6 separate regions of the Mus musculus genome follow, and all the other regions are linked to region 3. A link is a loop called in an ENCODE intact Hi-C map of the cell type or tissue named here. Cell type or tissue: left cerebral cortex. All regions are shown on one strand. Links, peaks and the distances in the headings refer to the core of each region. The heading gives the core; the rest is flanking DNA.

Region 1 (5,036 bases), core at 506-4,505, 180 kb before region 3:
CTACAAAGGGAATTTAGATTATGCCCTCTTCTAAAGGACCTTGGGGTTGGTGGTGCAGTAAGATGACTCCATGGGAAGAAGGCACTTGCTGCCAAGCCTGACAGCCTGAGTCTGATTCCCAAACCCTACCTGGTGGAAGGAGAGAAATGACTCTCAAAAATTGTCCTTTGACCTCCACGTGTGCCATGGCATGGGCATACCTATGCAACACACTAATAAATAAATAAATAAATGTAATTAAAAAATAGAAGGGTGTGAGGTAAGGACCCACATGGGAAGGGCGGGCTCTCAGGTCTGGCCATGCTTACTGACATCTCCAAGGGCCGAGAGTAGAGGGGCAGCCTTATCTCCACCTTTACTTAAAGACTCATCACTCCATTTTGAGCTATGTTCGCCAGAGGCCACACAGCCTTGTACTTGCTGAGATCCTATGGCGACAGACAGACAGATGTGCACCAGGTGTGATGAACTGGCTGTATCAGGTGGCAGGTGGATGGGGTGGGTACTGGATGCTGGGCTGGGGCAAGGCCCCTGAAACTTGTCTCTGTCCCAAGCCCTTTGGAAAGCAGCATCCCAGGCCATCATGAGAAACACTTTTGCTGATGACAGACTGACTAACTCATGGATTATTACAGTGACATCATTTCCTACCCAGCATCTACTAGACATCTCCCTTCTCCGAGAAGAACTTGCTCGGGATGCATTTGGTCCATACTGATACCTTGCTTCGTGAGCTCTGGCTGAAGTAAGGACCCCTGCTCACTAGATGAGGCAGCAAACAAGGCTGTGTGCCTTCACCATGCCTGCACAGCGCTGTGCTGGAGGCTCGGAGCCACAGCTGCTAAGTCAGCACAATCAGTGGTGTTCAGAGTGCAGAGAAGTGAAAGATGAGACAACAGCCATGCCTGGACACACGCAAGGAACACACTAGAAAGCTGCTCACAACGGAGCTCAACAAGATGATAGAAGATCATCAGTACCTAGGGAGCTCGAGGTATAGTATGGCTCAGTAGACTGAGCACATGCCTGGCATGTATAAAATCTGGGGCTCAAGTCCCAGCACTGCATAAACCAAGTGGTGCATGGCCATCATCCATAATAAAACACTGGGGAGGTAGAGGCAGGAAGATCAGAAGTTCAAGGTCATCTTTGGCTACATAGTGAGTTTAAGGCTCGGCCAGCCTGGGCTATATGAGACATTGTCTCAAATAACCAACTTCAAACAAACAAACAAACAACATCAAAGTCACACACCATCGGTTCTATGTCCAAGTATTAGCAAAGATAAACTCAAAGCTGAGACTGAGGTGAGCGAGATGACTCAGCGGGGGAAGGTGCTTTGCCACGAGGCCTAATGCCCTGAGTTTAGTCTTCAGGACCCACACCACATGGTAAAAAGAGAGAACGGATTCCCTAAAGGTGTTCTCTAACTGCCACACATGTGCTGTGGTCCCTCCATGCACTACACTGATAAGTAAGTGTAACTAAAAAGAAAATGAAATTAAGAAAATGATCACATTAATAACATGAGTATAATACTTAATAATAAATGAGTTTTTATAAATAAAATGTCTATAACCAGCCAACATAGATACGTAGATTGTTAGTGAGGTGGGACAGTGTTGAGGGGAAAGTTTCTTTTTTTCCTCTTTCTCTCTCTCTTTCTCTTTCTTTCTTTCTTTCTTTCTTTCTTTCTTTCTTTCTTCCTTTCTTTCTTTCTTTCTTTCTTTCTTTTTTTCATGTGTGTATGTATCCCTGGCTGCCCTGAAACTCATTCTGTAGACAAGGCTAGCCTCGATCCACTTGCCTCCAGAGGGCTGGGATTAAAGTTATGCCTTGTGTGTCGGAAGGTTTTATGAGGAGGGAAGAATTCTAAAATTAGATTATGGCCATTGTGCACAACTTTGTCAATACACTAAAATTATAATACTGGGCATTTCAAATGGATTGATTCTATCTCCATAAAGCTTCTCTTGAATCAGTTGGTAGGGCAAGGGTTATACAATGCATAGTTGAACCTTGGAAAGGCCCAGGCCTTGTATGCTGGGAGCTGCTGAACGTGTCCCAAGAAGCAGGGGAACTGCTCAAACACCTGCCTCTCTTTTATTGTTCATTACGGTTTTAAGACAGGGTCTATACTTGAATTCAGTGTGCAGTAAGGAATCTATGCAGATGAAGAGCTGACTGACGCCTGGGTTTAGCAGTCTAGGGACCTGGAAGCATCACAGAGCACAGCCAGTCACAACACAACTGCCATTACCCAGGCTAGGCTAGAAAGAGCCCCCAAGCCTCCAGAACCCAGCCGATCTCTAGTGTCACTAGGTGGCGATCCTGTGTAATAAATATGGAGAACTAATGGCTTTCAACACACTGCCAGAAATTGATTAATGAGGTCGTTTAGGTACCACTCCCAGCCAGAGTGACTGCCAACTCAGTGCAGAAGGGCCACTGAGCAGAGCTGGCTCCGTCCTCAGCAGAGCGGATGGCAGAGACTTTCAGGAACTGTGTCAACGACTTGTGAAACAGTCATTAAAAGCCAAATCTTACCAACTTACAATTAAATTAGCAAACGAAATAAGCAAGCTTCATCCCATCCCATCCCCCACCCCGTCCCCTTCTGTCCCCCTCCCCAGTCCCACACACTTTCTGAGTAGCCATGCTGGTGGCTCAGCCTGACCTGGCTATGGTGTGTATATTTACTATGTATCCTAGTTTGCTGCCCGTTGCTGCCATGAAACACTGACAGAAGCAAGTTGCTCTGGCTGTGCTTTATTACAAAGGGAAGTCAGGGCAGGAACTCAAGGCAAGACCCAAGCGAAGACCATGGAAGAATACTGCTTACCAGCTCGCTCACTTGGCTTTCTCATACAATTCAGGACCCACCCACCTAGGAGTATACTGCCTGCCGACATCAGTCCGTAAGGAAATGCTCCACAGGCTTGCCTCCAAGGAAAATCTGATAGCAGCAATTTCTCAGTTGAGGTCTGTCTTCCCAGATAACCCTAGCTTGTGTCAAGTTGACAAAAAAGGAAGCCATTTAACCCCAGGAACTGGCAACTGTTGCAATTTAGGCATTTTTGTTTAGTTTTATTACTCCCTGCTGCTCAGGAGACCAGACCCTTCCTGAATTCACCCTCATGGAAAATGCTTTCCTAGGCTGGAGAGATGACTCAGCAGTTAAGAGCACTCGCTGTTCCTGCAGAGAACCCTGATTTGGTTCCCAGCACCCACATAGTGACTCACAACTGTAATGCTAGTTCTGCTTTTTTTCTGGCTTTTGAGAACACTAGGCACATACACGATGCACAGACACACCTCCAGGCAAAATATCTTTACACATGAAAAGATAAAAATGAAAATTGGAAAATGCTTTTCTGAGCCGGGCTCGACAGCATACACCTGTAATTCTAGCACTTGGGGAGGCTGAGGCAGGACAATCTCATCTCCGTGAGCTCAAGGCCAGACTGAGATGGACATAATACATCTGGATCCAGATATCAAATAAAAAAAAAAACCAGCAGGCTGTCCCTCCATTTGTTTTGAACTGTCTGTGCAATTTTGGGTAATTTTGGCCCCTCTGCTATTTTGTGTTGTTTGTATTTCTAATATCCACCCCACCCCCCACCCCCAGCAACACACACACACACACACACACACACACACACACACACACTCGAGGATTGAGAACTGTGTTATAAAGACAGAGCCTTCACTGGGACAATGGAGACAACACCGAGAATGTCAGTTTCATAATAAAGTTGCAACCCTGCTGATATGTCAACAGTCCAAGTTACTTTATCTGTGGACCTGCCGTATCTCTGCAGACACATATGTTAGTATGTAGCTATAAAACTACACACTATCAAACAAATCTGGTATCTGATTACATGTAATTTTCTTAATGGAAAATTTTTGCATTCTGTGTGAGTGTTTTGAGGGAGATACCAGCCCAGGCATTTGTGAGGGTCAGAGGGCAGTTTGCTGGGATTGGTTTTCTTATTCCTCCATGGCGGTCCTGGGAACCGAAGCCAGGTCATCAGGCATTGCAGCAAGCACATTTACCTGCTGGGGCATCTATTTGCTGCCTTTATATGTAATAAAAAAAATACTTAATGTTATATGTATGGGTGTTTTGTCTGCATATGTATCTATGTACTGTGTGTGTGTGTGTGTGTGTGTGTGTGTGTGCCTGATGCCTCTGAAGGTCAGAAGAAGGCATTAGGATCCTCTGGAAATGGAATTTCGGATGGTACTGGGATTCGAACTCAGGCTCTCAGGGAGGGCTCTGATCTGCTCAGCCATCTCATGGAACTTCTGTACAGTGAAGCTCAACTTTCCTGTTTGGATCTGATGGGCTTTAGTTCAGGCGAACTGCATAGTGTGCTTTTTGTCCCATAACCTAACAAATCTATTTAACTTCTCTCTCTTTTGGGCAGGGCATCACACCCAAGCATAACCTCACTGTATCGAAGAATGCGATTCATGCTTCCTGAGAGACCACGGAGCCATGCACAGCACATCCGGGTTGCAGGCTGAGAATTTGCCTTGCAGGGTGAATCCTACATTATTGGCTAGAAAAGACCAGAGTGCAGGCACTGAGATCAATGTCTCATCCCTGTACCAGTGTTAGGTTTTCACACCCAAAATTGGTTTATCCATTTTTAAAAGTTTAATTAATTAATTAATTAATTTTAATTTTTAAAAGTTTAATTAACTTGCTGATGTGTGTGTAATGCTTACCAGGGCTCTTATATGGAGGTCAGGGGATGCCTTTGGGGAGGGAGGGTCTGTTCTTTCTTACCATGAGGGTCCTTAGAGATCAGACATAGGTCCTAATAGTTGATAACAAATAGCCTTCCCTGCTGAGTCATCTTGCCAGTTCTCAGTTATTGGCATCTTATTCTCCCCATTATACATACGAAGACACCAAAGCACACACGTTAAGTGACAGTCATGAGCTGTCCAATAAGCGTGCTGAAGGAGATAGTTGATGAGTAAAAGCGAAAGGAGCCACCGGCTGAACCGGACTCATGCCC
Region 2 (5,036 bases), core at 396-4,395, 69 kb after region 3:
GCAACCGCGTCCAGGCAACGCGCCCGGAAGAGGCTCTGGGAGGCGCGCGGCGGCTCGCGCCCTTCCAGGGTGGGGGAGCCGCGAACCCCGGGCCGGGCCGCGCGCGCGCTGATTGGAGCGCGGGCCCGCAGCCGGGTTCGCCCCGCAAAGCCCCGCGCTCGCGGCCACCGCACCCAGAGCGCCGGCGACGACATGGGCAGCCTCGGCGCGCCAGATCCGCGCGCGGGTGAGTCTTCAGAGGTGTCTCCCCTCCCCACATGTCCGGGCATCCTCTAGACTCAAGCGGCGGGTGCTTCCGCAGGGACCGTCGATGTGACCTTGGAGCAACCACTCCATGGATAGGCATGGGATAGTGCTGGGGAGAGGGGGTGAGGGATGAAGCCTCGTGTGCCCCGCGTGACACTCTGGACGCGAGAGGGTTAACTGAATGCTGACGCGCAGGGCTGAAGTTAGGCGCAGAGCGCAAGTGGCATTGCATCTTCGCGGGGGCTGCAAGCTAGCAGACAGAAGAGGCCCCCGAGGGACTGTTTGAGGAGAGCCAAGGGTGTGCAGAGTTTGCCAGGACTAGGGGCAAGTCTATCATTCACAGTTGGAGCTGAGTGACCTTGGGTGGGTTAGCCACATTGCTCCCGCGGATTCTCTGGTTTTCATCCTTTGAAAGGAAGGGCTCTGGTTCTTTCCAGTTGCAGCACAAGGCTGTTTTGCTGGTACTGTGAGCTGAGGAAGGGACCCTCTGGGGATGCAAGACTTAACCATATTTATTCCGCAAGGGGTTTCCAATGAGCTGGCTCCCAAAGTAGCAAGAAATGTTACCATTTTATGGAGGGAACAGTCTGGGGTCCGGAAAGGCTCCTTAAAATGCATAGATTAAAATCCCTTCGGTGCACTTAAGTCCTGAACCCAATCAGGGTCCAAGCTGCCAAATACTTCTTTCCTGTAGTTGATCTGATAGGAAACTTTGTGTCTGAACAGGTAAAATCAAAACCCAGTAGTGGCAGGCAGTGGCAAATTAAGTGAGTCATTTCTTCAATGTGCAGAAGCTGTGTGTGTGTGTGTGTGTGTGTGTGTGTGTGTGTGTGTGTGTGTGTGACATGCGCATGCGTGCACTCAGCTTAAAGTCTGTGTATGCTGTTAAGAGGTTATTTCACAGAAATAATGTTGAACTGGTTTGGATCTACAGAGGGAATCACTTAGAACTAGGGCCAGACATTTGCATTGTTCTTTGGAGATTTGGGGTTAGGGGGCTAGCAAGATGGCTCGGTGGGGGGTGGGGGTGGGGTAAAGGTCTTTGCCATTAAACTTGAGGACCTGGGTTTGATCTCTGGAACCCACATTGTGAAAGGAGAGAATCATCCAACCCCCACAACTTGTTCTCTGACCTCCACACCCACACAAGGCACAGGAGCTAAACGAATAAATGTAATTAAAAAATTAACGAATTAGCTTTCTGAGAGTAAATACGTTCTTTATTAAGAAATGCACATTGTATCTACCTTGGCTTGTGTGTGTGTGTGTGTGTGTGTGTGTGTGTGTGTGTGTAGAGGTGACTTACAGGCTGTGGTATTTTTTCTAATTTTAGCACTGGCTGGAACTAAAAATGACACAGAGGCCATTTTTCATCCATAAACTTCCCTTTCCTCCAAGGGGCCACAACAGGTCCCCATGACTCCCATCACTGGACTGTTGAGATGCCTCTGACGTTGTGTTCCAAGGACACTCTTGATATCCATGGAAATCTGACTCTCTCTGTAAAACTGTGAGCTGGGAAGCCAAGTTTCCAGTTAGTAAGCTTTTGCCAGCTCAGCTACCTGAGGGCTTAGAAATCTTTAATGGTTTACATATTAGAAATCGCATTAGCATACAGATACAAAAGTCCTCATTGCTCAAGAATTCTGCCTGTGAGCCTACAACCCCTTTAAAGACCCACAAGTCCTGGACCTTAGATCCTTCGTTGGCAAAGGACTCATTCTCCTACCCGTGCTGGCTGCTAACCCACCGTGTCTCCTCTCATGTATCCTGCAGCCCACTCCTGTATTTTCATTTCCTGTCTCCGAGCCTGTCTCTCCCCACCCCCCTTCTCCCCTCTGCCAGGGTGTGAGCACAGCCTCCTTCACAACACCTCTTCTGAGAACCAGGATGACCTTGCCCATATTCTTTAGTGCCACCTCCAACGTATTAACTCTTAGAATGTGATACTGTCTTCTCAAGACCCTCATTCCTGTGTTCCTGGTTTGGTACTTGCCAGACCTGGTGGCCCTTCAGAATTGCTCTGCACATTTTGAAAAAGACAGGGTTTATTTAGTCTCTCAAATATCAAGATGGAATCATTAGGGTGTTGTAGGACCTTAAAAATCCAAAAACAAGCAAACAAACAAAACCCTTTCTATAAAACAAGCAAACAAACAAACAAAAAAACAAGGCTTAGGTTAGCAAAATGGCTCAGCAGAGAAAGGCACCTGTCACCAAGATGGACAACCCAAGCCAGAGGTTCAGAATCTGAGCACAGTATAAGAACAGAATGACTCTTCTAAGTGGCAGTGTGTGCTGGGACACACACACAACTTTTTTTTTTTAATTTCTTTTTTGTTTATTTGTTTGTTTGTCTAGAAAAAAAACAGAGGAGGGAGGAGGGGGAGAAAATAGCCTGTCTGGTGACTGTTGCTCACTCAGGCAGGGAAACTACTTCACTTGAGGCTCAGAAAAAGTCATAAACAACGAACTCAGGAGCAGCTGGCTTCATTCTCTGCTCTGCCAGCTTTGCTAGGGATTTTGGGTTTAGGCTGCCGCTCTCCCACTCAATGGACTGGCAGTGCCTCCGCTTTGACCTCTGTGGCTCCGCCTTTGACCCCTCCCCATGGCTCTGCCTTGACCCTTATGGCTCTGCCTGCATTTTCTTTCAACCTCTAAAATTGACCTTTAAGAACCTTCCCACATCACTGAATCTTTCCACCTACTGTGCCTGGCTTTAACCATCACGGAAGACTCCAGCTCTTTCACCCGCGTCATTGTAATGCCTCAGCCCATCTTCAGGGCTCTACATCTCCACATCTCCCATCAGCACATGTGACCTCTGAAAAACACAATGTTTTGTCTTGACAGGTTTTGACATGTTGATTTTCGGGGGGTGGGTGTGGGGGACGGGGAGGTGGGGAGTCAGAGCCTTACTATGTAGACCAGGGTATCCTCATATCCAGAGATCTGATGGCTTCTGCCTCTAGAATGCTTAGCTCAAAGGTGTGAGCCACTGTGTGCAGACTTGGACTTCTTATATTCCAGGCTCTAGTCTCAAAATCACTCTCATCGTGTTTTCTTCTCCTCGCCTGCCAAGTTATCCAGGAGAAAGTCACAAAGACCTTTGGACTGGTTTTGTTCTAAATTGATGCTGGCTCTAATTTCATGAAGGCTGGCTTTCATGTAGAAGAATTGTACTCGTCACTAACTCGCATCCACTTTGCTCTGTGCCATGGCTTTCTATCCCTTAAACGCCAGGTTCCCTTTTAGAAAATGGCCTTTGATGGATAAGATGCTGGGCCTCCACCTCTGTAAATCCAGCTGTGCCCTCCTGCGAGTCTCCAAGTATTCCTTCTCTATCTCTCCATGACCTTATTGTGTTGGTCTGGAATTCGGGGATGTCTCTGTGTCTGTCCTAAGTCTAGTCTAAACCCATTCTACAGTCTCCTTCCCTTACTCTAGTCCTGCGTGCCCCGGATTGGGAACACATTCATTTGTCAGTTTGTCATTGTCCTTTTGACTTTCTTTGCTGCCTCTTTCCTCTGCCCCACCCTCATTCTGCCATACAGTCAAGTCATCTTTTCTGTAAGAAATGGTGCTAGAGTTTCCATTCTGCTCACTAGAACCTTCTCTAGTGAAGGGAGTCATGGTACTTGCTACTGTGTGGTTACGGAGCTCACGGACTGGGACTAATGTGACCAAGGACCTGAAGTTTTATTTTTATTTTCTTATTGTTGAGCTGTGCTTGAACTCATAATCCTCCTGCCTCAGCTTCTTAAAGGCTTGAGATTATAGGCATGTGCTACCACACCTGGCTTGAACTGAGTTTCCAATTTATGTGGATTTTAAATGAACTTAAACTCAATTGAAATAGCCACAGGGAGCCATTGACTATTTCGTGGGGAGGGCAGAGCCGGCAGCGTTAAAGTGGGATCAGCTGTTCTGTTGAGCTCAGTAAGTTTTCTCCTTTGACTGAACGCTTCCTTTATCTCTCTGTGGAACCTGCTTCCTCACAGTTCCCCTGGAGGGGTCTTGGCTGCAGAACTGAGCCTTCCCTGTGCCCTTCTCCTTGATCAATGCCCTGCTGCCCTTCTGTGCCTCTGTCTGTCTGTCATCATGCCCAGCTTGGTGCCTTTCTTGCTGGCCCCTAGCTGTGAGGGTTCTGAAGTTGTTATTTTTCCCCCTGTCTTCTCCCCCCCCCCCCCGGCCTTCTCTTTTTTTCCATCCAAGCTTCGGGGTAAAGTAAGAGCCTACCTTCCTGTGCCCCAGTGGAGCCCATGTTCTCTCCATCTCTGTGAGGCCAATACTTCTTGTTCTTGCTTTGTGGATGGAGAGGTTGATGTAGAGGGAACGCAGGATAACTCAAGGCAAAGCTGAGACAGGAGCTCTGGCTGGCAGGGTGCTCTTCCACCTCTGCCTGGCCTGCAAGCCCAGTGTGTGCTCTCACCTCTGCCTGGCCTGCAGGCCCAGTGTGTGCTCCCACTTCTGCCTGGCTCAGGACCCTGACATGGTTGTTTTATCACTCTGCTTTTCTAACAATCTCCTTCCCCTTTTAATTTTTTTTAAATCTTAAACTGATTCAAATATACGGAAATGCTTCAACAATAAGCTGAAAAGTTCTGATCTCTCTTTCAGCCGCATTCTATAAATATTAACTTTCATCCACACTTGTTTTATCTTTCTGGCACTTTCTCCCACTCTCTCTTTGCATCTATTTGTGGATATGTGTGTATAGACACACGCTCCTGTACCATGTCAGAGCAACAGGGAGGCAGTGTACCTGTACTGTCCCCAATACTTAAGCA
Region 3 (5,036 bases), core at 517-4,516:
TCTTCATTTATAATGATGTACATACAGAGTTACACACACACACTCACCTCTTCAAGCCTCCTAACTGAAAAGGTAATAACTATGGCCTGGTAATATATTCTGGGTTTTCCAAGATGATCTAGTATTCCGTAGTTAATGAATATGAAGGAGAAGTGAACGATACAATTGTGTTCATAAATATGAAGTGGCAATTTTCATCGTGAGTCACAGCTGAGTAAGTCAGTTGGTATAGATGAAGAGTCTAATAATATGCTCCCAGACCTTCCTGAAACGCTCCTCCCCAATCTCTCTCTCTCTCTCTCTCTCTCTCTCTCTCTCTCTCTTCTCTCTCCCTCTCTCTCTCCCTCTCCCCCCCTCTCTGTGTGTGTGTGTGTCACACACACACACACACACACACACACAATTAGTTACTTTTTCTATTGTGACAAACATCCCTGACAAAAGGAACTGGTGGAAGGGCTTGTCTGAGAGGATGAAGGGGATACAATCTGATCAAGGGGGAAGAGGCATGGCGGCCAATACCAGAGGCAGCCAACACCAGAGGCAGCCATCACGCCGCTGTTCCAGCAAGCAGGAAGCAGGGAGAGACAACTGCTGGAACTCAGCTCCCAGTTTCCTTTGTAGTCAAGCCCAGCCCCAGGAACGGTGCCACCCTGTGGGTCTTGCAGCCTCTACAAATCTAAGCTAGAAACTCTCAGCTATGCCCAAAGGTTTTGTTCTGTGATGATTCTAAATCCTATTAGCTTGCCAATCAAGAGCAACCATCGCACAAGCACACAGAGAGTTCACAGTGCAGGTGTTCTTCCTCCAGCCTGGCCAAGGGCCTGTGCTCTGTGCTAATTCTTGGCCACACCCACCGAGGGTAATGGCCCATCCCTTCCTGTCCTTAAACAGCTGAAGGATTCAACTGGGCAGGCCCAGACAGATGCATAACACAGAAGTTCCATTCAGCGAGAGACTTCTTACAGAAACATTGAGCATTCTCACAGGACTATCTGAGTTGTGGGTACCTGTTCTAAGGTGACTTCACACAGCTGATAAGCCCACTCAAACTTCCAAGTCATGGAAGAAACACATTTCCTTTAACTTTGTCCAAATGACTCTAGATACTAGAGTTCTTTCTGTCCATGGCACATCTATTTAAGGATAGCCAGCTGTTTCAACTTTTCCGGGCAGTAAATTGTGGCCCGGGCAACCATATCTGATGCACAGATAGCCTCCTAGTGGCCCACAACATGCCCATCTGTGCTGTTGGCAGGGAACCCAGGAGGAGGTGACTACACCCTGTCTACCCTGATAAATCAACCAAGAAAGGGACTCTAAGACACACCTCCACATCTGATGGACCAAATAAACTACCCCAACTGCAAGGAGCCAAATTGAGCGTGTTTTCCCACGTCTCTGGAAAGGGCATCACAGGCTAATTTAGGGTCTACGCAGCCAAAAAAAAGTGAGTTTAACAAAGGATTTTTCTCAAGGTAGCACTTAAGCAATTACATACAGTAAAATTCTTTAAGTCCTTGGCCATAAACACATTGATTTTGGGTTTTTTTTAGAAATATTGAACCACGGAAAGTAATTACAGCAATTCTTAGGCACCAGGACTATCACTGTTCAAGTTCAAGCGGTCAGAGGCTGGAGAAACTCCACCCATGAGGCACACCATGAGGGTGGACTGACTTCTGAAACCTCGAAACTGGCGGGGGAAGCTTATTTATAAATGAAGTATTCTCTCTCAGGGGCAAAGGTGACATAATTTTGAACTATGTGGAAAGTAAAAGCTTGGGGCCAGGATGCCCTTTAAAGGTTTCGTTTGTTTTTAAAATCATTCTTTTGAATAAACAGCGCGGGGGGGCAAGGACTGTTTGTGAACTGAATGTGGGTTCTACCCGGGCGTGCGCTGCGGATGCTTGGCGCTGGGGATCTGGGATACAGATTTCTCAAGCCAGCGCTATGCTAGGCATCTTTTTTAGTAAGCTTCACCCTCACCGCCAGTAAACAATGAGAAAGCCAGGAGGACAAGCTCCTCCACCACGAAGCAAGTGTGGAAACTTTGAAGCCTTCTAAAACCTTTTAAAAGTTTTTTTTTTAAGTTTTTAAAGTCCCCCCCCTTTCGGTCCGGGTGGCTGGCAATGTCTCTAAAATTCAATCTTTGTTTTTGTCCTTCAGTAGGAAAGCCACACCACGGCAAAGCCCAGGGGATGTGGCTAAGGTTATTTGGGATTGAGAGAGGAGGGTGGCTGGGCTGGGGACTTAGTCTCAAATGAGTTACAGAGAGGCTGTCCAACCCAGACACTCCCCCAAGTACCAAGTGGGAAAGAACAAAACCAGGAACGATCTCCGAGAGGGTGGCGGTCCTCTCGAGCTGGGGACCGGGTGGGGCCCTCCTCAGGAGGTGTTTACCCTACACAGGGACCCTACAGGCCTGGGCTCCCGGCCAGTTTGGCTGCCGCTGCGCGCTGTCGTCAGAGTCCCTGCAGCCCGGGCCACCGCCAGGTGCTCCGCAGTACCTGGCGCCCCTGCCTGCCTTTGTGCAGCGCTCGGCCCATCACCAGCGCAGGCGGGGCTGCCTAGGTCCTCCCCAATGCCAGGAGAACAACTGCGGGATCAGCCTGCCAGGGAGCTCACGCCAGTGCCTGCCCAGGGGAGAGGACCCGAGGGACACAGGCGTGCCCCTCACCTTCTCTAGAGGAGAAAAAAGTCTCCGGTCCCACGGCTGTGCCGGTGAAAACAGACGTGCCCACTCTCAAGCTTCAGACAGCTGGCAGCCACAACAACATTGGCACCAAAACTTTCGCGGCGCAGAAAGTCACTCCAGAGAGTTTTTCTTGTCCCTCCTCTCTCCCTCTTCCCGTTTAAGACCCGGTTTACAGCAAACAGCAGGAAATCAGCGCTCCAGAAGTGCACACTCCCGCGTCCACCTTCTCCACCCCCTGGCCTGGGCAGCTTGCCCAAGGTAGGTGCCCGCTCCGGGGCTTCCTGCCCCATCCCAGGGTCAGGCGTCCTGGGACGCGGCGCAGCCAACTCACCATGGTGACTCCCGCCGCGGTCGCGCCTCCGCCGGGTCCCGCTGCCTAGGCACTGAGGCTGGAACGCGGTCTCCTGGGCGAACTTCAAAAGTTGGTTCCCTTCGCCAAAAAACAAGCTCCCGACACCCAAGCACTCACAGGAGCCAATGGAAATCCAAGAGGGACTCCATCCAGGCGGGATCCGAAACGCTAGGTGAAGGCAAAACTTAGCAGACCCGGTGCACACTCAGACCTGGCGATCCCCAACTGTCTAGAGATGCACCCTGATGCGCTCTGCGGGATTGCTTGTCCAACTGCTTTGCCTGGACCCGCTTTCTCTTAACACTTAATCCGAACTCTTCTCTGGCTCAGGCTGGGCTCGGGCCGGGCAATCTGTCCATAAATGGAGAATTCAGCACAGGCCTGACCAATCAGAATTTGTTTTCGCAGCGTCACTCCTCAGGGAAGCCGAGGTAGCCAACAAGCGTGAACTACAAGAGTTTACAAAGGCCTCTGGATCCTGTAGTCCTGCGGCCTCGCTACCCCGCAGAGCGCGCCGCTGTCCTAGCCGTCCCCAGGGAGCCACCCCCAAACCGAAGGGATGAAAACACTTGGGGAGGTTAGGAAACCGCGCTCCTGTCGCTTCTCTTTACGGAGAAACTTAGCATCGACTTAGCTCCCACTCACAAGTCGCATGATTTTCCTAGATTCTTTTTTTTAAAGAAATATTTTTAACTGCTTAAAAGATCACAAAGTCGCAGCTCAAAGGAAATCCTTTTTCTTTTCTTCTCTCTCTCTTTCTCTCTTTCTCTCTTTTTTTTTTCTTTCTGGATTGTGAGGGAAGTCGAAAATACTTCCTCCACCCGTCTTTTGTACCTGAATTAATTTCCTTGGGAAGGGAGAGGAAGGGAGGGAGGGAGGGGGGGGAGAGAGAGAGAGAGAGAGAGAGAGGGAGAGAGAGAGAGAGAGAGAGAGAGAGAGAGAGAGAGAGAGAGAGAGAGAGGAGGAAGGAGAAGGAGAAGGAGAAGGAGAAGGAGAAGGAGAAGGAGAAGGAGAAGGAGAAGGAGAAGGAGAAGGAGAAGGAGAAGGAGAAGGAGAAGGAGAAGGAGAAGGAGAAGGAGAAGGAGAAGAAGAAGAAGAAGAAGAAGAAGAAGAAGAAGAAGAAGAAGAAGAAGAAGAAGAAGAAGAAGAAGAAGAAGAAGAAGAAGAAGAAGAAAAGAGAGAGACAGAGACCTTGGTCCTCGCGGTGTCCGGTTTCAGGAAGCCAGGTAGCCTAGGAGAGAGGGGAACGGGGATTCCTAAAACAGTATTAGGGAGTCTGACTCCTGGTGAAAGGGAAGACTGAGGAAGTAAACTCGCAGGGCCTCTGCGGGGCTGCGCTCCCAGGATCTGAGGAAGAAGAGTTCAGGAAGAAAAGAGCACAGAAAATCTTGAGATTCGGTCGTCCCCATTCACGTGAACCTAGGATCCTAGAGTTGCAACGGATAGTAAAAAATCAAATCATCTTGGCTAGGACGAGTTTTGCTCTTTGTTTTAATGTGGTGCATACCTTCAGAGGACTATGGCCAAACCAGGAAAAGGAGCGAATGCTGATACACCCTGCAACAGAGAAGGACCCAGGAAACCTAATTATGTGAAAGAGGTTGAGGTCAAAGTTCAGGAGGAACAATTCCGTGTGTTACAGTGGTGGGTAGGAAATGCTGCAGAGAGTAGTAGATCTTGGTTGGCTGCTCGGGACAGGTGTGGTGTGTAGAGGGACAGCTGATGGAACAAAGGGGCTTTGTCTTGTGGGGAGTGGTCCAAGGATGTCCCCTAGGTACTGATGTTGGTAGTAAAGCTGACTATACCCAAAACCGCTGAATTGTGCGTTTTAGAGTAAGAATCTTCTGAATTACATCAATTTTTTAAAGGAGGGAGAGGCACACACACGCCTCTGAGCATGTGCGCAGATGCAGTTCAGAGGACGACTTGTGGGAACTGGTTCTCCCTCCACCATGTTGGTTCCCGGGTTGAACTCGGGTGGTTAGG
Region 4 (5,036 bases), core at 500-4,499, 83 kb before region 3:
AGGCCTAGAGCAGTGACCCAGGTAAGGATGAAGGGGACTCTCATTTCTCCCCCAATTGCCCAGCAGGGTCCCCGAGAACATCATTATTTGATAGGACCAATGAAAAACAAGGTTTGGTTTAAAATGGTCAATGTGTCCTGATTGTACACTAAGTATCCACAAATTTACCGGCATGAGAACCAACAGGAAGTAAGTTATTCCAAGGAAACAAAGTCAGTTGCTTGACTGTGTATCTAAACAATTTCACCTTTTCTATCTGGCCGGGTCTTGGGAGACCTCAGCTAATACCCAGAGGGCTCAGGGCCAGGTGGGGACAGAGATCCTGGGAAGTCCCTTGGCACTGCCTCCCACAGCTGATACATAATTCAGGAGTGCTCCTGGGGACACTGGCAGGGCCATTATCCCCACACTCATAATCTTCCACAGTGAAGGTGTGGCTTAAGAATAATTTTCAAACTGCAGGTAGAGATGAAGCTATGATACCAAATAAAAGGAGGGCGGGGGAGGGGCATCTCATTTCCTAGACAACGAGAAGAACCAGGCAGATCTGTAACTGACTGGTTCCCAGATGTTTGCTCAGGCTTCTGTGAATGCTCACTAACCTGCAGCACAAATGACATGGGAAATCAAAAGAACAACACAGTGAATTTTTCATGAGGCTCAATTCAGGGCTGTTGGAGATGACTCAGTGGGTCCACGCCTAATGACCGGGGTTTCATCCGGGTAACCCACGTAAAGGTGGCAGGAGAGAGTCAACTCCTGAAAGCTGTCCTCTGACTGCTGGGCCTTTGTGTTCCTCCTCTAACAATAATAATGAATTTAACAAATCAAGTTCAGTTCATCGGGTATAAGGGGCTTTGGATTTAGACAATTTCCTTTTGGTACATGTAGTGTAAAATCATCTTTTTTGGAATGTAAAGGGAATGTACTTAAAAAATGTACTTATTTCTTATTTTTAAAGATTTGCTTTTACTTATGTGTATGTGTGCTTGTGTGCATGTAGTAGGGTGTCTGTGAAGGCCAGAAGAGGGCATTAGATTCCCCAGAGCTGGAGTCAAAAGCAGTTGTGAGTGAGTCCCCTAATGTAGGTGCTGGAAACTCTGGTCCTCTTGAAGAGCAACAAACATTTCTAACTACCGAGCCATCTCTCCGGCCCACTGTTGAGTATTTTCTGCGACAGGTTTTCCTGTATCCCTGGCTGACCTAAAAGTTCCAGTGTAGCTGAGGATGCTGTTGAAGGGCTGATCTTTCTGACTCCATCTCTTACGGATGCAGTACTTGGCTTTTGTGGTGGTAGGGATCGAACCCAGAGTTTCAGGCATGCTAGGGCAGCATAGCTGGGCTAGTCTCCCAACTGAGACACATGGCCAGTCCATGTTGTGTTGAATGTCAGGCAAAGCTAAGAGCATGCATTGTACTATTGAATGCGATGACAGCATGCAGCAATAAGCCAACCTTACTGCATATATTACGGAAAAGTGAAGGAGGTGGGGCCACTGTCCAAAGCCATATATTTGGGGACGGTCTGAGCCAGAACTCAAGCTCTTGGCTCCAGTCACAAGACTAATGTCTCACCCAGCGTGCTGTCCACTCCCTGTGACCTGTCTGCCTAGAGCCAAGCATCTCTCTGAACAACTAAGGACACACTGCCTCTGGCAACTGCTGCTCTGGCAGGACAGCCTGAGCTCCTAACTGAAGGATTAAAAATGCCAAACACATCTGAGAGTGGCCTTTGAGGAAAAGAAGTCTAGAGACAGTTGGAGCAGATGAGTGTGAAAAGCTTCACACGGGAATTCCTCTCAGCCAAGCAGCTAGACTGGACGGATGGACAGACAGACAACAGAGTGCTGCTGCAGCTCCTTTCTTTGTAAATTCCAGAACTTTCCTCCCTCACACACTTTAGAAAGTCATTGTAAGCAGGGTGGCAGCCGTCTCCATGAATGGATGGCAAACTCATCCTTCCTTCTTTGGGGATAAATAGCTCAAAAATGCAGGCTTTATTGGTTGGACAATGTCAGCATGTTCTAAGTGGGTTTTGTTTCCTAATGGAGAACAAAGCAACTGCGCTTGGCCTGCATGCATTAGTCACTGATTGCCCTTCATGCTGACTTATAATACAAAGCAGTGCTGGTATTATGGGCAGGAGGTGATTATATATATATTCTTAACAAAGAAGAAACAAAGAAAGAAGTCGTCTTTTATTATAGGAATGCTATGCTATGGGTTATCTCTTAAGCAGTAATGGAGACTGTGATCACTATGCAGAGAGAAAGCGGGAGGCAGACATGGCAGCACGTCATAAACACCCATCAGCATTGCCAGGCCTCCTCTGAGCCGAAAGTGACTCCCTCCCACCTGCCGAAAGAAAGCTCCTTTCTGTCGAGTGGGTAGAGATGTCTAAATCAGAAAGTCATTAGTGGTCAAGCAGCTCGCTTCCTTGGAGGAACACACCATTAGTCAGTTATTGACTCAAAGGCATTCACTACCCTCACCCCCTGGCCCGGTGAGTCATTACAAAAATTTTGCTGTCTGAATTTTAAAAGGCTTGAGAGTCAATGGATTTTCAGGGAACATTTAATACGGTGCATCTCTTGCCAAGAACTGTGCGGGGCGGGGGGAGGCAAAAACTGCATGAGGAGGCTGATACACTATTGTTACCCAGCAAGAAAGCGCATATGTGCGAGTATAAGCTCGGGGAATAAAGCTATATGCTGAGAGGACCATGGGAACTCCTCCTGGCAGCAGGATTTTGTTGCTGTTAGTGTCCTTCCCTCTGTGAAGTTGCATTGTATCAGTCATGTTAAATGGTCATATACTGCTTTAAAAGGCTCTTGCAATTTTTTTTCCCCTGTCTGCAGGAAGCTCCTAAGTAAACAGTCCAATGAGGAGCAAGCTGTCTGGGTTGAGGCTGGACTAACCTTAGGCAACTACAGCCATCATTATCTTTGCCTTCTCTTATTCAGCAAACCCACATTTTTACTGGGTAGGGAAATGGCTCAGTGGTTACTATTGCTTGTTGTGAAAACAAGATGACCTGAGTTCAAGTCCCCAGTGTACACATTAAAGCCAGGCATGGCTGCACATGCCTATAACCCCAGCACTGGGGAGGGAGAGACGGGTGCATGTCACGAGCTCCCTGACTGACCAGCCTAGCCAAATCAGTGAGCTTCAGGTTCAATGTGACAGAGAGACAGAGAGAGAGGGAGAGAGAGAGAGAGAGAGAGAGAGAGAGAGACACATGTATGGGGGTATGTACTAACTAGCACACATATGTGCACATACAATACACACAGCAAACAGGCAAGAGGGAAAATCCACCTTTCTCAAACTTATAATCTTACATTTAAAACAGTTTCTAGAGCTGGGATGTACCTCAGCTGGTAGAAGCCAGGCAGTCTCAACCCACAATCTACGAGTCTTCATGTACCATGGGGTCACACACATAACATTTGTGGATGGTGCCAGATCGAGATGAAACAAACAGATTTCAGTTCCTGTGACTAGAGGAGAAACGGAAAGTACACACAATGGCTCCCATACAGTTACCAAAAGGGGAGCAGAGCAGATAGGTGGTGCAAGGGTCCCAGGGAAACGTCAGCTTAAAAATGATGGTGGACAGGATCTGTCTCTAAACCGCAGGCCACTGCTAGTCAAGAGGATGGTGTTCACTCTAACTTAACAATAATGTAATATTGTGCCAGGCAGTGGTGGTGCATGCCTCTTATCCCAGCACTCAGGAGGCAGAGGCCAGCCTGGTCTACAGAGCGAGTTTCAGGTCAGCCAGGGCTACACAGAGAAACATTGTCTCAAAACAAACAAACGAACAAACAAACAAATAAATGTAATAGAGTGTGCATTATATTGCCGAATTGCCATGTGATATTTGAGCTAAGAAGGTCCTCACTTCCCCCTCAGACCCAAGGATGTCTAAAACTGCCCGTTCTGGGTCAGGCGGACCCCTGGCTCTGTCAGGGGCTTGGCAGACAGAGATCAGCAAGCAGCTAAGGGCATTAAAAGATTGTATCCTTGAGAATTGCTAGAAAGTAAACTATTTCTAACCTTATTTTTGTTTATCCTAAAGTGTAAAAATGTCGACAACAGAAACAAAAGGCTGGAAACTCAGTCACAAGAAGCTCATTCACGGAGCGCAAATTCAATCAGAAACTCCAGGCTGGGGCTGGTGAGATGGTTCAGTGGGTAAGAGCACCCGACTGCTCTTCTGAAGGTCTGGAGTTCAAATCCCAGCAACCACATGGTGGCTCGCAACCATCCGTAACGAGATCTGACGCCCTCTTCTGAAGTGTCTGAAGATAGCTACAGTGTACTTACATATAATAAATAAATAAATCTTTAAAAAAAAAGAAACTCCAGGCTGACACTGTAACTTCCCCAGTTGGTTTGTTGGAGGTCTGTAAGCTCCCCAGTTTGATATTATCGTTCTGTTACTATTTACTGTTGTTCTTAACTTGGAAATCCCACCCTAGGGGATGATCTGCTCCACGGTGTCTCTCTCAGTTGGGAACTCCAGTAGTCTGCCTCCGTGTGGTCTCCCCCAGGCTGCTAGTTGCTGCTAACTCTCAGTTTGGTGATGTTGTCATTGCTCCCTCACCCAGGCCGCTCCAGTTGTCTGATCTAACGATGCTTTGCTAATGATGCATCTGCTGCCTTTCTCTATCTGCCACGTGCTATTCAATTTTCTACTTTTGCTTGTTACATGCTTTATAAACTAACTCACTCAAAGAACCAAAAAGGAAAAAAAAGACTACTGTAGATGATTCTCTGGCTAGACTATACAGAAAAAGTATGCATGTCAAAATTGATCAGAGATTCTTAACTGGTTATACCACATATCCAAGTATGGGAGGTAACAGTCATGTTAAATACCCTTATTTAATTATTCGATAATGTCCACATACATCAAAACATCCCATCATATCCCCCAAATATTTCTAGGATCTAGAGAGATGGCTCAGTGGTTAAGAGCTTGTATTGCTCTTGCAGAGGACCAAAGTTCTGACCCTCTTAGGCTCCTGTGT
Region 5 (5,036 bases), core at 653-4,652, 52 kb before region 3:
ACTTCTCTCCCTGGACCCAACTGCCCTCCAAATGGATCAGCAGCCACCAGCTGGGTTGACTGGACTTGGGAGGGGGTTGCAGGACAACAAGGGAATGGAGATCTCTTCTCTCTGGTTGTAGATGGATGCATCCCAGGACAGTAAAGATAGCTGGCCAGTCCTCCCTCCCTCCCTCCCTTCCTTCCTCCCTCCCTCCCTCCCTCCCTCCCTCCCTCCCTCCCTCCCTCCCTCCTTTTCCCTCCTTGTTGGTTTTTAAAGGCAGGATAAAGAAGATATAGGGGTTTTGTTTTGATACAATTTTTAGCTACAAAAAGTTACAAAAAAATACATTAAAAACTCCTTACACTCCATCCATTTGCAACCCTGCTTTCTTCTTCCCACTCTCTGCCAGGATTCCTCCAGAAGCATTTAGGAAGGGGACTGGGGCTCAAAGAGATGACTTAACCTTTAAAGGCTAAGCTCCCAGCTCAAAAATATAAAAAGAGGACGGACACATTATGACCCCTGATCCTTACCTACAATATATACCCTCCTAAATAGGGTGCTTTCTTATAACAGAAGGTCAGGAAGAAACACAGATGCAATTTCTTTTGTGCCTCTCCAGAGACACTAATGGTACTAATGGTGTCTCTCCCAGCGGTCTTTCTGCCCCTAGTTCCGGATTAGTAATGCGTTACATTTCATTGTCAGACCTCTTTCATCTCCTTTCATTTGTAACAGCTTTCCTTTGTCTTTTATGATTGTTGACATTTTTAAAAGAATTCAAGCCAATTATTTTAGAGAATTCCCCTCCCTGTTTGGTTTGTCTGATGTTTGCTCATAATTAGATTCAGTTCTTGTGATTTGGGCTGGAATTCTAGACAAGCAAATGGGTGTCCTTCTCAGGGCATCATGTAACATTAGGGGGTACTAACAGTGTTCATCCTATGAACCTGTCTATGTCCAAGCCTGTTTTCTTGAGGAATAATTTAGAACTTTTTTTCTGTTGTCACTGACAAGTGTACGTATGGGGAGATACTTGGAGGCTACATAAATTTCCTATACCTTAAAGATTTACTGGCTTTTAATAAGATTAAAACTTAAAACCAGTTGGTTCCCGTTTTGGAGGAATGCATTCCTCCTAGGCCCAGAATTGTGCAGACAGACAAGGGCTAAGTACCATTTATCTGGGCTTCCCGGTGCCATGGTAGCTGATTTCCTCACAGACTGCTGGGTCCCAGGGAGGGCAAGGATGCTGGACCGAGAGATATGCTGTTCATCTGCAAGGCTGTCTTCCACCTCCACAGGGCGGGAACAAGACGCTTTAGAAGCTGAAAACCAGAGCTATGACTCAAGCTGTGTCTTAATGCCAGACAGCACTGTCCAAAGACTGAGAGGAAATCAGCTCAGACAATATGCAAAGCTGTTACATGCATGGCAGTAGATAGCTAGTCATTCATTGGAAGTCCACCCTTCCTCCACCCAGTTCCTCTCTGCCTCAGCTACCAAGCCTTTCAACACCTACCTATTTAAAATGTGGAGGTGGAAGAAGCCTTCTGGAAATGGGTTGCTTAAAGTCACGTGGGGATCCGGGGATGAGAATAAAGCAAGAGCCAACAAGGGGGCCAACACTTGTCCCTAAGCCATACTAGAAAGTTCTCTCCCCAGGTGTGTATTCCAGCCACTCACGTTCCCACAGGGAACTGCTACCTCAAATTCCTCAGGACTCAAAAACACAAACAGCAATGGCACGGCAGCATTCTTTAATGACGGCTGTGCACGCTCTTTCAATCTTTCCCATTAACCACAGCCTGGTTTTCCTACCCATTCAAATAACCCGTCCTTTAACCCAGGCATCAAACTTGTGCTGGATACTCTAATAGGCCCTGGGGATATAAGGTTTTGTTTTTCGGTTTGTTTGTTTGTTTTAAGACACAGATGTTCACAAATTAATTACTTAAATCCGCATTTACAGTCCCATTGTGGTTTGTTAACACGAGATTCAATTCTTTCACAATATAAAAACACCGCAAGGAGCTAGTGACTTAGTCAGGAAAGAGAATACAGACGTAATTCACACCAAGCTGTGAAATAGTACTCTGGGTTGCCACGTAAGCTGAGAAGTTGCGAGTCTACACACACACCAGTGATCTTCCCAGACAGGTAAACCCTAACTTGATGACCCTGTTTAGAGAGCGCTCTCCCTAATTCCTGTGGCTTTTTTTCTTCATTCATTCCATTTAAATCAAGCTGACTAAATTTTCTCTAACAAACTTTTTTTTCTTACTCTAACAGTTTTCTTCCAAAACTTCAATGCCCAGCTGCAAACAACGGTGACATTTGATGTGAGATATAACATCTTCCTCTGACCACAGGGGGTTTTAAATATCCTGCCTGGAACCTGGAAAGCTGTAATGTAACGTAAGATCTTCGTACTGAGCACTAAAACAGCAGTTTTTCTAGAGACCAATTAGCCACTTGCTAAGGAAGGCAACATCAGGAAAAGCGTCCAGTGTTAAATATCCTGGCCTCTTTAGTCCTCCTGAATGCCTTCTAGGCAAATCAACCGGTGTGTCCGGCTTAACCAGTCCCTGGACAAAGGCTGTGGGTGGAGAGGGGTTTCCTGTTCCCTAGACACTGCCTGCCTGGTGCTCACTGAAGGCCACAGATGCCTAATCCAACAAGGATCCCAGTGCAAACTCAGAACCATCCACACTCACCACCAACTTCTCTGGGCGCCATCCACCCTTCCACTTCCCCACTTCCCCAGCTCCCACACTCACGGGTTTAGTCATAAGAGGAAGTGGCTCTGAAGTCCCCATGTTGTCACACTTTGAAACCTGGAAGTGGCCCAAATGCTAGAAAGGGGAGTTGAAGGAAGGCGGGCGACCATGTGCTGCTCTGCTGATGTGAAACACCTGAGCGCACCTTCCAGACAGCAATCTTCCAATGTTTTAATTTTAAAAGAAATTCCCAGGTGGCTCTGAGGTTAGGAGCACTTGCTGCTCTTCCCAAAGGACTTGAGTTTGGTTCTTAGCATCCATGTTGGATGGCTCCTGAGCCAGCTCCAGGGGATCTGGCATCTTCTGGCTTTCAAGGGCACCTGCAATAATGTGTCAGGGCCCATGAGTGAGTGCACACTCACACACATATATGAGTAACTAAGAATAAATTGCTAAAAATAAAAACCCGGAAATTACCAAATTTCCCATCTCAGTCTGGAAAATGGGTTTTGAAGAATTCTGGCAGACATTCCTAAGAGGCTCGAGGGTCATCTCTAAGAAGGTACCTACATAGTAAGGTCAGCTTCAGAGGGAGAAAAACAGCTTCTTTGGAGAAGGAGCTATCTATTTTTTTTAAATCAAAATTTAGCAGGGCCGGCCTGTCAATCCTCAGGACTTTATCTTAAACTCTTCCTTAGCTAACTGCACACGAGCTCATGTTTGCTCACCCTAGAAGTATCTATCCTCTCGAGTGTGTGAGGTAGGGAGAGATTCAGACACTGACATTTTTATCTACATCTAAGCACCTGTAAATAGATTAACTGTAATGCAGCAATTTATGGCCACCAGTTAACTTTCTCAGGTCTGCCTGCCCGGGAAATGGCACCCCAGCCTTCCCGGAGCAGGTAGTAATCATCCTATTCCTGGCAGTACTGAAAGCTAGCCTTCTTTGAGAAGACCTTATTCCCTGGTTGGCTTAGCATGGATCTTATCACTGGAAGGTCTAGGTGAAAGCGTGCGTGCAACCCTTCCTTCCTGGACTCCGAGGCTGTGATGGGTAATTAAGAAGGCTTCTCTTGGGTGCTGGGATATTAAGTCAGTAACAGACACTTTCCTTGGGTATTTGAAGCAGCTTTGTTTTGGCTAAATTCCCAATTCCTCCAAGACCTGGCAAAGAGAAGAGGCTTAAACTAAAGCCTGGGTGTGACCTTGAACTTGCCCTTCTGCCCCGTCCCAGGTGGGCGGCTAGAGGAGTTACTGCTGTCCCTTTCCTCCTCCCTGGAACACTAGGGTGAAGGCTGCTGGGGATGACCAGGGCTGCACAATGCCTTGGTTCTAGAGTTTCCCTTCAGAACACTGAGGCGCAACAGAACCTTCATAAGGGATGTTGGGGGAAACAGCTCTCTTCTATTTAGATGGTACAAAATGAATCAGCAGTGACATTTGCCTCCATCCAGATGGATATGACCCTGGGTTTTAGAGCAATTTTCTGGTAGGTTCTGCTGAGACTGCCCTCTGCAGCTTCCTGAGCAGATACAGCCAAGGATCAACTGCTAGGCTCCCAACACTCCCAAAGCTTAGAAATATGTGTGGGGGCTGGCAAGATGGCTCAGGGGGCAAGCACTTGCTACACAATCCTATCGACCCATGCTCTATCTCCAGACCCGACACAAAGAAAGCCAGCCACAGCGGTACACATATGTCATCCGAGTGCTCCTATGGTAAGATGGGAGGTGGGGAAGGACACAGGAGAATGACCAGAAGCATCCAATCAAGAAACAAGAGAGGGCTGCCTCACCAAGGTGGAAGGAGAGTTGCAGGATCCTGAAAGCTGGCCTGACCTCCATATGCACAGTGGTACTCATGCCTGCATGTGTGAGCACATGTGCGCACGCACACACATAGAGACACACACCCTCTCTCTCATACATACATTCTTACACACTCATACATATATACTCACATACACAAAATATTAATACTTTTTATAAAGAATGGATTGTGAGGTCCTGGGCTCCATCCCAGGTTGGGGGGGGGGGCGGGAGGGGACTTTCATTCCTTTTGTTGTTCATTCTTCCTATTTTTGTTGAGATCATGATGCAAGTCATATCATTATTCAACTATATCAATTTACAGGTCAGGAAATTGAAATGTTCAGAGGCAAAGAAACTGAGCCAAGCTGACGAGGAGGTCTCCAAATGAATCCAAACTTAGAGAATAGAATCAAACCTCCTCTAGCACAAAGCATCTTCCCAGCAAAGAACTCCAGGAGCCCACAGGTGCCTGGCTGAGCTTTAGGCTGCTGTGCACTGCACAGGGGAGACCTCCCCAGGC
Region 6 (5,036 bases), core at 353-4,352, 110 kb before region 3:
AGAAATGACCAGTGACATCCACACACATTTTTGTCAACAGAAAAAAATGGAGGCTATGAAGTAATTTCACCCGACATATTCCATTCTAATTATAGGCAGAACATAATTATAATTCGATTTTTATTGTTAAGATGGGGGTTTCCTTACAGAGTTAAGACTGGCCTTGAGCTCAAAATCCTCCTGCCTCAGCACTGGGATTATAGGCATACACGAAGCATCACCTCAGGCAAATGTGGTTTTTTTAAGGACTTGGGGGTATAGCTCAGAGGTAAGGTGCTTCCAGAGCTGCTGGAGGCCTGGGGTTCAGTTCCAAACACAGAAAGCCTTTGATCAAGGTAAGACAACAATGGGAGAGCTGTTTGTTTCAGATAATTATTTTTTACACTTTTTGTCATGCTATGTTACTTTTGTGTGTGTGTCTATTTATGCCTATGTAAATATATATATACATAAGTATATATAAATATAAATATACATATGCAAAAACGGGCACTCAGGCTTCCGCCTCTGCCTCGATGTGATGCAAGTTTCCTTATTTTAGGAATGCTAAAATTAAATGATGAGGTAATATTAATCACATCCTGAGAAACAAAGACTACCTTCCGCTGGGTGGCCTGAATGTACAGCAATAGCCTTTTGTTAATAGTCTGCTCTCCCAAAATCCCCATTCTTCCCTCAAAATCCCCCTGAATTCATAATGACCTCAATTCAAAACATGCTCGATCCCATCTGAAATCTCCTCTCTCTGTGAGCCGCCTTGGTGTTGCCAGAATCAAGTTTGTTAAAGAAACCCACATCTATAAAAGGACACATGCTCTCGGTGATCAAGGAATTGGAGGCCCACATCTTAACATTCTATGAACCTCAGTCTAGTTGATGTCAACAAATGTTGCCAATTGTGTAACAGCCACGATCATCAGAGCAGCTGTGACTACTTACAAGCAGCCTTCAAGAGTCTGCCTGCTAAGTGTTGGTTCCTGCATAGAAGGAGTCAGTGGGACACTGACTTGTCACCTGGATTCCAGGGCTCCTCTGGTAACTATCTCCTTTCCAGTTGCCCCAGCTGTAGCTGGCCTTACAAACACTCTATTTTACGACTTGCTTTACTAAGTTGTAACAATGTAAACACTGAAGAACTTTAGGAAAAGGAAGTGTAATGTTACAACCAAAGAGTATAACATCACAGAAACAGTTAAAATAATTATGAAAGAATTACAAGCCAGGCAGCCAGGGCTCAACAGCAACAATGTATCTACAACAGGTTGGTAACAATGTGAAAATAGTATAAGAAAAAGAAAGGCCAGGACAACTGGAAAAGATATTACTTGGTCCTAGTTTGCTCTGATGCTGTGATAAAATGTCAAGATAAAAAGCAACTTAGGGAGGATAAACTTTATTTGGTTTACAAGTCATTATGTAGAGGAGCCTGGAGGCAGGAGCTCCGGCAGAGATCATGGAGGAGTGCTGCTTATCAGCTTGCTCTCCAGGGCTTGCTCAGTTTGCTTTCTTATATATCCCAGAACCACCTGCCCAGGGGTGGCACCATTCAGTGAGCTGGACCCTCCCACATCAATCATTAATCAAGAAAATGCCCCATAGGCATGCCTACAGATAATCTGAGGGAAGCATCTTTATAGTCGAGGGTGCTCTTTCCAGCTGACTCTGGCTTGTGCTAGTTGACAAAATAACTGGCACACACTTGTTAGGAGGTTGCTACATAAATGTTTCTTTTCTCTTCTGCTGTGATTTATCATTATGCTTTTTACAGTGCTGAGTGTTGAACCTGAGTTTCATGCATACTAGGCAATTGCTCTACTAATGAGCTACAAACCCAGTGCTGGCCCTAAGGTGATTCCTTCCATCCTTCTTCCTCCTCCTCCTCCTTCTTCTTCTCCTTCTCCTTCTTTCTTCTTCTTCTTTCTTCTTCCTTCTTTTCTCCTTCTTCTCCTTCTTCCTTTCTTAACTATGTATAGGTATGGTTGTGTGGGTGTGTGCATTTAAGTGTAGTGGCAATGGTGGCCAGATGAGGGCATCAGATTCCGCTACAAGGGCTGGGAACTGAACTTGGGTTTGTGAGAATAGTACACACTCTTAACCATGGAGCCAACTCTCAAGCTTCTATGACTTTCTCAATGCCTACATTTTATTTTTATGGTTTGTGCATGTGTGTAAACCAGAGGATGATGTCAGAATGTCTTTTCCATTATTTTCCACCTTTTTTTTTTTTGAGACAGGGTCTCTCTAACGGAACCCACGGCCTATGACTGATTGGATAGACCGTCTGGCTCCTGCACTCTAAGAGATCTGCCTTTCTCCTACCCACTCCCAGTGCCAAGGTTACAGAGGGCTTACCCCTATGCCTGGACCTTACAATTTTGTCTTTGAGACAGGCAATTAACCATGTATTTTTATATATTTTAAAAACATCTTTCCCCCCCACCTCCAAGAGGAAGAATCACCCCACAATGATGATGAATATTCCTCAATTTTATTATTTTACTATTCAATTATATATATATATATATATATATATATATATATATATCACCATGACTAATCAGACTTCTGTTAAGTTTGCACTTCTGTATTCATAATTACTTAGAATAAGCCTCAAGAGAGAAAAACACAATAATCCTAGCAGAATTATAAAATAAAAGTCTATCCCACAACAGTGCCCTTGTTTAATAGTGTGGCCAGGCACTAAATACTGTGTCTCCTAAAAAGTATTTTTACACAGGGGCTGGGGTGTAGGACTCATGCCATGGTGAACATGTGGAACTCAGAAATCAGAGGGCAATTTGAATGAGTTGTTCACCCCTTCAAGCCTGTAGGTTCTGGTGATCCAAGCATTTTGGAGGACTGAACTGTCTCCCAGACCTGACCAAGCATTGTATCACTGTTTGAAACAAAACAGCAGAATTGTAACAGAGAGCAAGTAACTCTTTTCATGTATTAAAATAAATATGCCAGGCCCCAAAATAGGGCATCCACTTTCTCAGGAGCTGTGATTTCTAAGCAATTTAAAATAATTAGCTCTGGCTAAACATTGATCTGAATGCTCGTTTCTTGGTTTCAGTTTATAGCCACTTAAAGGGACATTTTATTGATCACAGCCGGTAATGTGCTTAAAATAATGGCACAATAATGGAATCTTCCATAATTATTGAAGCTTACAGTATATCTAACCATATCTGTACTGGCCTGCTTGGAAAGGGAAAGCCCTATCTAAACTGAAAAGTCTATGAAGACATCAGACATTCTACAGCACACTACCTCCATCGCTGCTCACTCTGCAGCTCACAGCAGCCATTGCAATAGGCTTTGCCTGTGTTCACTGACAACCTTGCCTAATTCCATCGTTTTGCTTGACTTCCAGGGAGAAAGGTCGGAAAACAACAAAAGCTCATCCAGGAATGTTGGTGCGTTCCTGTAATCCCAGCCCTGGGCCTGCTGCAGGAGGGTCCAATTCTCTGAGAGTCTGGGATATATAATAAGACTTTGTCTCAAAAACCAAACAAACCAACAAACCAACCAAATGCTAGAGATGTAGCTCAGTAGGAGAGTGCTCGCCTCACATGCTGTCCTAGTTAGGGTTGCTAGTGCTGTGATAAACACCGTGACCAAAAGCAATTTGGGGAGGAAAGGGTTTAGTGATTTCACATGGTTGTTCATCACTGAAGGAAGAGAGGACAGGAACTGGAACTGGACAGGAACCTGGAGGCAGGAGCTGATGCAGAGACCATGGAGGAGTGCTGCGTACTGACTTGCTCTCTGTGGCTTGCTCAGCCTGCTTTCTTACAGAGTCCAGGACCACCTGCCCAGGGATGGCAGCATCCTCAATGGGTCAGGCCCTCCCACATCAATCACTAATTATGAAAATGCCCTATAGTCATGCTTGCAGCCTAGTCTTATGAAGGCAATTTCTCAACTGAGGTTCCCTTTCCTCAAATGACTCTAGCTCATATCAAGCTGACATAAAACTAGCCCGCACACACGCCAAAGATTTGATTCCCAGTGCTCTGACTCCTGCAATTTGTCTTCTGACCTCCACACATTTGCCGAGGCACACGTGTGCACACACACAGGTGCACAATAGATGGGTACAATTGTTAAAAAGAAAAAAGAAAAGAAAAAATTAAGAAGAGGACTGGAGAGATGGTTCAGCAGTTAAGAGCACTGACTGCTCTTCCAGAGGTCACGAGGAGTTCAATTCCCAGCAACTACATGGGGGCTCACAATCATGTGTAATTGGGCCCCACACCCTCTTTGGTGTGTCTGAAGACAGCTACAGTGTACTCACATAAAATAATAAATAAATCTTAAAAATAAAACCCAAAAACAAAAACAAGAAAACTGATCAGCAACCCTCAACTCACTCTGACGACCTAGCAGAACCCCCAGAGTGTTCCATAATCATCATGTTCCCGATTCTTCTCTGACCCTCAGGGCTCGGACTGGGAACTCTTAACTAGGACCCCCCGTTTGTTCCCAGTCGACTGGGGATCAGCCTGACAATTCAAAATCAAAGACGAGACAGACCTCACAGGAAATACCGCTCCAAACAACACAGCGCTTGCATGTTAGCTGTAGAAATCAACACTTTAGCCTTTTATAATGTTGTGATAATAATTGGACTCAGGGGACTGCCACGGTTTTGTGAGTCAGGCCGTTCCTCGCTTACAAAGCAACAATGCTTCCAGTTCCCTTAAGTTACCCCAGCAAGTGTGAAAGCATTTCTGCCTTCACATTGCTCATTCGGTCATCCTGACCGCTGGGAGAGATGCTCTCCATAGTGGGTCTCCAAAATCCCTCCGTGCCGTTCCTCCATAGCTGCTGCTTCCCTGCAGCTCACTGGATGAATGCCAGGGAGGTGTATTTTGTGTCCGTCTGTGTTTTAGGAAAGGTAAGGTGAAGCGGTTAACCATGCATGTGTTTTGTCTCCAACACTACAGGGCTGAGGCCCTCTTCTTGCTGAAGTGATAAGAAATGCTATGGCTTTAGCTTAAGATGAGCTTGGGGCCTCCTGGGGTATCTTT

What was found. Peaks named below come from ENCODE experiments on the same cell type or tissue, not always from the same donor. Only the 100,000 strongest peaks of a DNase experiment are listed, where the experiment ranks them.
Region 1: a loop joins it to region 3, with 7 times the contacts of the local background. A loop is called at or near these places in 21 of 42 quality-filtered maps.
Region 2: it touches region 3 in a loop (4-fold over the local background); 6 of 42 quality-filtered maps call a loop at or near these places.
Region 4: it touches region 3 in a loop (2.3-fold over the local background); 9 of 42 quality-filtered maps call a loop at or near these places.
Region 5: a loop joins it to region 3, with 3 times the contacts of the local background. A loop is called at or near these places in 10 of 42 quality-filtered maps.
Region 6: a loop joins it to region 3, with 2.2 times the contacts of the local background. A loop is called at or near these places in 27 of 42 quality-filtered maps.

What each region holds. Positions count from the first base shown.
Region 1 is chr9:70,390,034-70,395,069 of GRCm38, reverse strand. The region is part of intron 26 of Myo1e (myosin IE); the gene reads right to left. Among named protein-coding and RNA genes, the nearest start is that of Mir5626, 13 kb to the left of the region's middle. In left cerebral cortex, for the core only: a CTCF peak has its summit at 2,306 (motif pointing right); DNase peaks (open chromatin) are centred at 2,349 and 3,212.
Region 2 is chr9:70,136,503-70,141,538 of GRCm38, reverse strand. It overlaps Fam81a (family with sequence similarity 81, member A), which reads left to right. Exons shown (of 9, transcript NM_029784.2): 1 at 1-226. Among named protein-coding and RNA genes, the nearest start is that of Fam81a, 2.5 kb to the left of the region's middle. In left cerebral cortex, for the core only: no CTCF peak of the experiment used is centred there; DNase peaks (open chromatin) are centred at 1,046, 1,631, 2,048, 2,805 and 1 more place; H3K4me3 peaks cover 1,899 bases; H3K27ac peaks cover 1,320 bases.
Region 3 is chr9:70,205,697-70,210,732 of GRCm38, reverse strand. It overlaps Myo1e (myosin IE), which reads right to left and starts at 3,383. Exons shown (of 28, transcript NM_181072.3): 1 at 3,030-3,383. The coding sequence starts at 3,032. All of the region lies in intron 1 of Gm26849 (a long non-coding RNA gene), which reads left to right. In left cerebral cortex, for the core only: a CTCF peak has its summit at 2,508; DNase peaks (open chromatin) are centred at 603, 1,861, 2,426 and 3,452; H3K4me3 peaks cover 2,409 bases; H3K27ac peaks cover 1,210 bases.
Region 4 is chr9:70,288,364-70,293,399 of GRCm38, reverse strand. All of the region lies in intron 2 of Myo1e (myosin IE), which reads right to left. It overlaps Gm40531 (a long non-coding RNA gene), which reads left to right. Exons shown (of 3, transcript XR_870895.3): 3 at 1-1,647. Among named protein-coding and RNA genes, the nearest start is that of Gm40531, 7.8 kb to the left of the region's middle. In left cerebral cortex, for the core only: no CTCF peak of the experiment used is centred there; a DNase peak (open chromatin) is centred at 2,365.
Region 5 is chr9:70,258,207-70,263,242 of GRCm38, reverse strand. All of the region lies in intron 1 of Myo1e (myosin IE), which reads right to left. Among named protein-coding and RNA genes, the nearest start is that of Gm26849, 18 kb to the right of the region's middle. In left cerebral cortex, for the core only: no CTCF peak of the experiment used is centred there; DNase peaks (open chromatin) are centred at 1,395 and 2,790.
Region 6 is chr9:70,311,215-70,316,250 of GRCm38, reverse strand. All of the region lies in intron 4 of Myo1e (myosin IE), which reads right to left. Among named protein-coding and RNA genes, the nearest start is that of Gm40531, 15 kb to the right of the region's middle. In left cerebral cortex, for the core only: CTCF peaks have their summits at 627 and 2,031 (motif pointing right); DNase peaks (open chromatin) are centred at 654 and 2,023; H3K27ac peaks cover 659 bases.